Linked DNA regions of Homo sapiens: regions 2 and 3 are each linked to region 1. The links are chromatin contacts, found by Hi-C or POLR2A ChIA-PET in ENCODE. All regions are on one chromosome and are shown on one strand. The core of a region is the stretch at or near the end of the contact, and the rest is flanking DNA. Distances in the headings are between cores, read along the strand shown.

Region 1 (2,700 bases), core at 7-2,506:
AACCCTTTCTGTACTAAAAATACAAAAATTACCCGGGCATAGTGGTGGATGCCTGTAGTCCCAGCTACTCAGGAGGCTGAGGCAGGAGAATTGCTTGAACCTGGGAGGCAGAGGGTGCAGTGAGCTGAGATTGTGACACTGCACTGGGTGACAGAGCAAGGCTCTGTCACAAAAAAAAAAAAAAAAAAAAAAAGTTGATTTGCTATTTCTTCAGTTTATCCTGGCTTTATGACTGGAAAAAAATTTTTTTTAACTCAGTTGGATTTTTTCTTTTTTTTTTTTTTTTTTTAAGTTGATGTCTCACTATGTTGCCCAGGCTGGTCTCAGAATTCCTGGGCTCAAACAACCCTCCCGCCTCAGCCTCCCTAGTAGCTGAAACTGCAGGTGCACACCACCATACCCTGCTTTATCCCCACTGAATTTTATAAGCTGCTTCTGACTGCAAAGTGTTTGGCAGAAGAGAGGGATATGGCTAAATGCACGGTATGACTAGCTTGTTTCCTGGGACAGGAATCAGTTCATTCCTGAAAGGGTATGTAAAGAGCCCGTTTGCCTGGCCTAGGAAAAGCCAGAGGTTCAGAGAGAGGAAGTGACTTGCTCAAGATATACAGCTTGCATTAGAGAGGAGAGAACTTGCCTTCTGAAAATGCCCAGGGCATTTTCTACTAAATTCTGCTGCCACCTTAGGATTCCCCTTCCCCAGTGTGGGTAGCATTTGAGCAGAACACATATCTAAATCTGTTAGAGGTTACCCTGGGGCAGAGACTATAAGATTTCCTACCAATAACTAAACATAAGAGTGGAACCTTAAACACGAGGGGTCTGTGAGGGAATCCAAAACTTCCCCTCTTGAAAAAGCAGCCTCTAAGGGGGCAAAATGGAGGGTAGTCTTAGGAAAACACCCAAATAATTATCCTGAGGTCTATCTTGGAGTGTCCTCATGAAAAACCCAGTTACACCCAGGGCAGTTACCTTTCTGAGCGGTTTCTTATAACATTCCTGGAGTGGAAAGTGATCAACTCAAAGCCCTCCAGGACTCTAGAGGCAGGGGATGAGCTGGTGTCAGGTAGCACCTGGTATCCAGCAGCTTAAAAAATCCAGACTCTAGGCAGGCTCTCTGTAGACGTGTGTTCTCCTGTCTCAGACTCTTAGGGCAGGCCTTGGGGGTGGGACTGAAAGCAAACAGACCTTCCCACTTTCACATTCCAGCCTCTGTTATTCCACTTAAAACGCTAGGGTTAAACTGCGTTTACCTTAAACAGGCTTACTGTGTTCACTGCTGGACGCCTCTGGGCAATCTTACCCTCCTGGGAACTGAGAGAGGTAGGTGGAGGTCAGCGTGCTGGGAAACTGGTGGAGGGAGGAAACTGCGGGGAGCTGGTCTTCTCGTGTTACCTCTGTTAAATCGCTGACAGCAGTTTAAGGTCCAATAGGCTGGTACTCAAATGGGCTGCGTGGATGTTTTATATTTCCAGAACCTAGCACAGTGCCGGGCATAAAGTAAGTACACCAAAAAATGTTGAATGAGTCATTTGGTCATGAGATTTCTGTTTTCAAAGGTTTTTTTTTTTTCAAAGAATAGCATGTTTGTATGTTGTTTCATTACATGATGGGCCTACTGGGCACGAGGGTTTTCCATCTGTCTCTAAATCATTAGTATCCTTCTGTATCTCAGTTACAACTTTTAACTTTGTAGGAAAGAACAACGTTCACTTCAGACTTAATGGTTTATGTTTCTCAGTTCCTTCAGGCAAGGGAAAATGTTTCCAGAATTTGATAAGGTACTTGGTACTGTCTGGCATTTAAATTTTTTTTTTTTTTTCCAGACATAGTCTCACTCTGTCACCCAGGCGAGAGTACGGTGGTGCGATCTCAGCTTACTGCAACCCCCACCTCCTGGGTCCTGCCTCAGCCTCCTGAGTAGCTGGGACTACAGGCATGCACAACCAAGCCCGGCTAATTTTTGTATCTTTAGTAGAGATGGGGTTTCATCATGTTGGCCAGGCTGGTCTCAAACTCCTGACTCCATGTGATCCACCTGCCTCAGCCTCCTGAAGTGCTGGGATTACAGGCGTGAGCCACCGTCCACAGCCTGAAATGTATTTTATTTAATTAGTTGCTGTGAGGTATGAACATTCCTGTGAGGTATGAACCTCATTTGATAATAGGTAAAATTGAAAATGAAGCTCTGGGCCATGTAGAAAAGTAGTAGATCCATATTGCCATTCTATGAAAACCCATCTTCTGATATTAAAGACAGGTCTACTAAGTAAATTCAGGTTTTGCCAAACTCAAAGCTACTTTTCTGTTTTCCTTATTTTTAAATGTAGGCCTTTGAGAGTCGTCACTTGTAAATAGTCTTTCTGCACCTGGTAGTAGATTGGCCAAATAGAGGGTAGTTACCTGTAGGCTGTGGTTTTCCAGAAGAAATAGGGAGACTGTAATCCCAGGCCCTGGGGACCCTACAGCGTAAAGGATCTGTTTCTTTGCACTCTGTTCTGATTGAACAGCATATTGCAATTATCGGAAGAAGGGAGGCTATATTCTTTCATGTAATTATTCTTAGTGATCAGAAGCTTGAGGTCTCCCTTGTGGAAGTATTCTACCTATGGCAGTAATTTTTGGTTCCTGTAACTTCAAAATCCTATCAAGGACTTTCTGAGCGATAGAGGTCGGGAGGGTAAGAGCAAAACTCCATCC
Region 2 (2,700 bases), core at 95-2,594, 1.6 Mb after region 1:
GCTTTAATTTTTATCTTTTATTCTCTGTGTGTAATGTTTTTCTACCCTCTGGCTGCTTTCAGGATTTTCTCTTTATCTTTGGTTTTCAGCAGTTTGAATATATTGTCTAAATTCTTTTTCTCCCTTTTCTTCTTTTTCTCAGTATTTTTTTTATTCTTTATGCTTATTCTTTCGTATCATATTCTTAATCATCCTAGTTATGGGTTATTTAGGCTTTTTGGATGTATGGTTTGTTGTTTTCATTATTTGGGGAAAATTCTTGGCCATTATTTTTTTCATGTATTTCTACTACCCTGTTTATTCTTCCTTTTCCTGCCGGTTCCTTGTGCTTATGGCGGGGACTGGGACTCTGGGGGCTTTTCTCAGTGCTAGTGCCCCTGCTCAGCTTGCAGCCTCCTGCGCCATAGGCTGGGGGAGTCCCTGCCCACCTCCTCACCGCCCCCCTAGCAGTGGGCTGCTGCTGCTTCCCCCACAGGGCTGGGCTTCTGGATGGGGTGGGGAGGGGAGGGTTGCTCCATCTCCTGGTCCAGCCTCAGTCTTGGCGGTCCCTGTGTTTCCAGCCCCTCCCCCATGGCAAGGGACTGAAATTTTATTGGTGTGGGATTTTGGTCTCAGGACAGTTTCCTGCCTCCCCTGGGGTAGAGGGTGTCCTCCTCTGTTCTTCTCCCGGCTGCAGGGTGTTTCTGTCTGTCCCTGTGGTGACATCTGCTGCCCTTTCCCTATCAGCTTAAAGCCCAAGGCTTTGCTCAGGGGGAGGAAGCTCTCAGGGAGAGTTGGCTTCATGCCTGTCCACTCTGCTTACACGCTTGGGGCACTTCTCTGGCCTCGTCCTGCCCCTCATGTGAGCACCTGGTGCGGGCCCATGTTAAAGAGCCTGTAAGTGAGTGTGGACTCCCTCAGCCCATCCTAATTCAAAGGCAGAAGATACACATGTAAACAGGCAAACAGGGCATTCTAGATTATGACTGTAAAGAAGGGTGGGGTGGGCAGGACAGGGACACCGACCTTAGGTAGAGTGGAGGAACAGCCCAGAGGTAACACTGGTGCGGTGAGTTGAAGGTTGAAAATGACCCTGTCATCTTGAGAGTTGGGTGTAGGGAGGGCTTTTCATGCTGAGGAGATGGCAAGTACAAATCCCAGGGGCAGCAACGAGATGGGGCAGTTCGAGGAGGAGAAAGTTTACCGCAGGCTGAAGCGGAGTGAGTCAGGGGAAATGGTGTAGAGGGAGGTTGGAGAGTTGTGAGTCAGATGTCCCTGCAGTCTTTTGGCCATGTTAAGATGCTTGAATTACATTGCATGAGGAATGGGAAGAACTTGGTGATGATCTGAATGTAGCTTCCTTTTGCTTGCTAAGTGAATTCCAGTCTCTTCTGCTTTGTGTTCAAGGCCTAGAGTAACCTGGTTGTAGAATACCTTTTCCATCCTATCTCCCACTCTACTAATAGATGAACAGCAAGGTTGGCTTCCTGCTCTTAGGTGAGTCTTATGCATTTTCCTGCTCACCTTGTCATGCTGTTCCCTAACTGGAAAGGACTTGTCCCTCTCTGCCTGTCTCTGTAGGCTTTAGTCAGATGTGCTGCTGCCACGAAACTTCTCCCAGGCATTTCCTTACCTCCATCTTCACCAGTTGTTCCCACATCTATGTGGTAGCTTCTTGAGTATACCTGTTTATCACACATTATTTGTTTAATTTGTTTAATTAATTTTTAAATTTGTTTTATTTAATTAATTTTTCTGTCTTGTATCTTTATTCTGGTTCTCTCTGCCAACTTTCACTACCTGTTTATAAACACACTCAACCCTCCCATATCCTAAAGAAGACTTCCCTTGCCCTCCTTTCCCCTGACTCTGACGTCTTGTCTTTCTCTTTTACTTTACAGCCATATCCCCAGGAGAGCGCCTGTATTTGCGGGCCCTGCGCGTCCTCATGCCCTCCTTCACTCCTTACTGGTATATGATAGGGTTTTTACCTCCAGAACCCCGCTGACACTGCTTTCAGAGATAATGATGTCTTCCTAGTCCCAGTGACCACCAAGCCCAGGGACCTCTTGTTAATTTTCATCTGTGTATCTGAATGTGATATTCAACACTATTGGCCACATCTTCCTTTTTAAAAGTTTCTAAACCCCCACTTCCTGGCTGTTCCACTATCACATGTTTTGTCTCATCTTTCTGATTTCCCCTTGTTTCTTTTTGTTTCTAGCTCACCCCTAAGTGTAGGGATTACCCATCCTTCTCATGTCAGACCTCCCCTCTCCACAGCATATTCTCTTTGGCTTATCATTTATGTCCTTTTACAAAAACAGCTCTCACCGCATATTCCCAGATCTGTGCCTCTAGCCCAGACCTCTCTCTAGAGGGAAAAAAAAAGAATGTGCACGTACACTTAATGTATCATAATTTTCATATTGCTGTGTAATCTTTGTAATTATTTTAAATGGATGTATAATGTTATGTTAAGTGGCTGTGCCATAATTAGCCTAACCATTTCCTATTGAAAATTTCTTGTCCTGAATTTCCAGCTACAGTTTACAATTCTGTGCATGTATATTGAGTTTGAGATTGATGCCTGAGTTCAGGGTAGCATTTTAACTCTTGCACAAACTACTGAAAAAAGCCTTCTGAATGGCCTCCTGGTCTGATCTCTTGACCTTCTGGCCGAGCATGATCTCAATTGTTAGAAAACAGGTACTACTTATG
Region 3 (2,700 bases), core at 127-2,626, 1.8 Mb after region 1:
TTAAAATATTATGGGATGTTTTTGTGATTTTTAAAAACTCTTCAGCCATTGTTAGTGTGTTTATGAGTGACCAGAGACAATGCTTATTCCAATGTGGCCCAGGGAAGCCAAAAGATTGGATACTCTTGATACAGAGTGTGAGAGAAAGAGGGGCAAGGGTGGCTGAGTTTGCAGTTCTGTGCACCTGGAGCAATGAGTTGCTCTTTACTTGCATGACAAGAACGAACAGAGGCAGCTATAGCCAGGAAGTACAGGAGAACAGAAGTGGATATGTTAGGCTGAGATTCTTAGTAGCTACCCAAATAGGGATGTTGAGTAGGCAGTTGGATACTTAAGTTCTGATATAGACTAGAAGTCCAGGCCGTAGATGTAAATTTGGGATTATTCTGCATACATATATATGTCATTAGCTAGAACTTTGTCATGTAGTCAGGCCATCTACAGCTGCAAAGAAGGCAGAAAAGGAGAATATGTACCATCTCCAACTTCCATCGAGAAAGGCAGCAGACAGAAAAGGATGGGAAGGTCTGCTGGGTCATTCAACCAACAATGTCTGTATTACCTAACTTCTCAGCTCTTCCTGTACAAAATAAGAATAATAAAGTCTACTTTATATGATTATGGTCAAAATTACATGAGATAAGCTATAGAAACAGGCCAGGAGCCATGGCTCACGCCTATAATCCCAACACGTTGGGAGGCCGAGATAGGCAGATCACCTAAGGTTAAGAGTTCGAGACCAACCTGACCAACATGGTGAAACCCTGTTGCTACTAAAAATACAAAATTAGCGGGGCGTGGTGGCACATGCCTGTAATCCCAGCTACTCTGGAGGCTGAGGCAGGAGAATTGCTTGAACCCAGGAGGTAGAGGTTGCAGTGAATGGAGATCACACCATTGCACTCCAGCCTGGGCAACAAGAGTGAAACTCCATCTCAAAAAAAAAAAAAAAAAAAAAAAAATAGGAAAGAAACATAGCTCCTGTTATAATAGGACCTTTAAATATAGAAGTTCCCCTTTCTTTCCTTTCTGTGACCTGAGATGTCATGGAAAGTCCTTCATTAGCTCACCCCATATATTTATTTTTGGACTTCCTCATTGAACAAAATGATGACACTGCTATTTTTATAATCACTACTGCCGCAAAAAACAGGAACTTTTTCTTGTCCCCCAAAACCACAGATTTTCCAGAGCCTCACTGGTCAAGCTGGGCTCTTGCTTCTCAGTCCCACTTTCTTCTTATCTCAGGGGTTCTGTTTTTAATTTGACATTTCAGTTTCTGTGCATAACCATGGTAGAAGGATTTCCAGATTCTTGGTAATCATTAACCAACTCAAGACAGGCATAGCCCTGCCCTGCCTCCCCCTCAGCTGAGGCCTTGCTGGAGAATGTCTGGGAAGGGCATTCACAGAGCACGGAGACGTCCAAAGCCGCATGGAGGGTGCCTGGTGAAAGGCCAAGTGGGGGCCGAGTGTGGCCATGCCATGGGACAAGGTTGAAGAGAGCCTAATGGCATCTGAGGAAAAAGAACTCTAAGGAAGCTATTCTTGGGGAAACGGAACATTCACCCCCAAATCTGGCCAAGCACTGTGCAGTAGACTTCTTAGGCTCCTTCTCAGCCTTATCGTTGACTCGATATTTACTTTACCCTCCCTTCCCCCTGTGCAGGGAGAAGGCCGAGACGTTTATGCCTATAGAGCGGGCCATAAAATCTTGACTCTTAGATAATATCATTTTATCATTCTTTGTAGTAGGAAAACAATAAATATTTTAAAATATGTTTGTCTGTGTTTTCAGACTTAGTGGCCAACCTGTGTGTGTGTGTGTGTGTGTGTGTGTCTGTGTGTGTGTGTGTGTGAGAGAGAGACAGAGAGAGAGAGAAAGAGAGAGAGAGAAAGAGAGAAAGAGAGAGAGAGTCTGCTAGGCCTGCCATAACAAAATACCAGACTGGGTGTCCTATATAACAGAAATTTATCTTATAGTTCTGGAGGCTGGAAGTTCAAGATCAAGGTGTTGGCAGGTTTGGTTTTTCCTGGGGCCTCTCTCCTTGGCTTGTAGATGCCGTCTTCTCCTGTGTCCTCACAGGGTCTTCCCTCTGTGTGTGTCTGTGTCTTACATCTCTTGTTCTTATAAGGAGATCAATTGTTGTGGATTTGGACCCACACATATGGCCTCATTTTACCTTAATTACCTCTTTACAGATTCTTTCTCCAAATACAGTCACATTCTGAGGTACTGAGCATTAGAACTTCAATATATGAATTTTAGAGGGACACAGTTTAGCCCACAACAGTGTGTGTGTGTGTGTGTGTGTATGTAACAGTGTATATACACACACATATACATACACGTAACATATATACAGACATATATAGTCACACACATATGCAGACACACACACACTGTTATGTGTGTGTATATATACAGTTATATACAGTATGTAAAAACCCATACTATATATAAAATATATATTATGTAGATTTTTATGTATACTTCTTATTACACACACATCCACACAATTCTGAGATACTGTCCAATTGTGCTTGAAACTTCCTCCTGTCTGCCTTGGGTAGCTTTCCCCATAAAGTAGACCTCACATTTCTCTGCTCTTCCGGACACTTGTTGTCTGCATTAGTTAATCTTTGCAAATTTCTCTGCAGGGCAGGCTCCCTTAACCTTCTAACCTCACCATGACTGTTA

What was found. Hi-C counts contacts between places; a loop is a spot of excess contacts on that map. ChIA-PET counts read pairs that join two places held with the same protein, here RNA polymerase II (POLR2A). Pooled maps may share reads with other maps.
Region 2: a loop to region 1 is called in a map with no recorded cell type, with 4 times the contacts of the local background. The contact joins the enhancer-like site here to the promoter of GCNT2 in region 1. A Hi-C loop is called at or near these places in 2 of 37 single-sample maps with no recorded cell type and 2 of 50 pooled maps. POLR2A ChIA-PET finds 5 or more read pairs at or near these places in 1 of 52 experiments (GM10248).
Region 3: a map with no recorded cell type shows a loop between it and region 1 (4-fold over the local background). The contact joins the enhancer-like site here to the promoter of GCNT2 in region 1. A Hi-C loop is called at or near these places in 4 of 37 single-sample maps with no recorded cell type and 4 of 50 pooled maps.

Annotation. Positions count from the first base shown.
Region 1 is chr6:10,520,095-10,522,794 of GRCh38, forward strand. It overlaps GCNT2 (glucosaminyl (N-acetyl) transferase 2 (I blood group)), which reads left to right and starts at 1,257. Exons shown (of 5, transcript NM_145649.5): 1 at 1,257-1,323. It overlaps LOC101928146 (a long non-coding RNA gene), which reads right to left and starts at 1,312. Exons shown (of 3, transcript XR_001743961.2): 1 at 1,254-1,312. RefSeq lists an enhancer at 1,544-1,603.
Region 2 is chr6:12,112,252-12,114,951 of GRCh38, forward strand. All of the region lies in intron 3 of HIVEP1 (HIVEP zinc finger 1), which reads left to right. Among named protein-coding and RNA genes, the nearest start is that of HIVEP1, 100 kb to the left of the region's middle. RefSeq lists an enhancer at 2,079-2,128. Within about 2 kb of position 1,345, at least 3 of the 41 ENCODE cell types and tissues checked have a DNase peak (open chromatin) inside an H3K27ac peak, as active enhancers do.
Region 3 is chr6:12,362,680-12,365,379 of GRCh38, forward strand. No RefSeq gene overlaps it. Among named protein-coding and RNA genes, the nearest start is that of EDN1, 74 kb to the left of the region's middle. RefSeq lists an enhancer at 937-1,256. Within about 2 kb of position 1,377, at least 10 of the 41 ENCODE cell types and tissues checked have a DNase peak (open chromatin) inside an H3K27ac peak, as active enhancers do.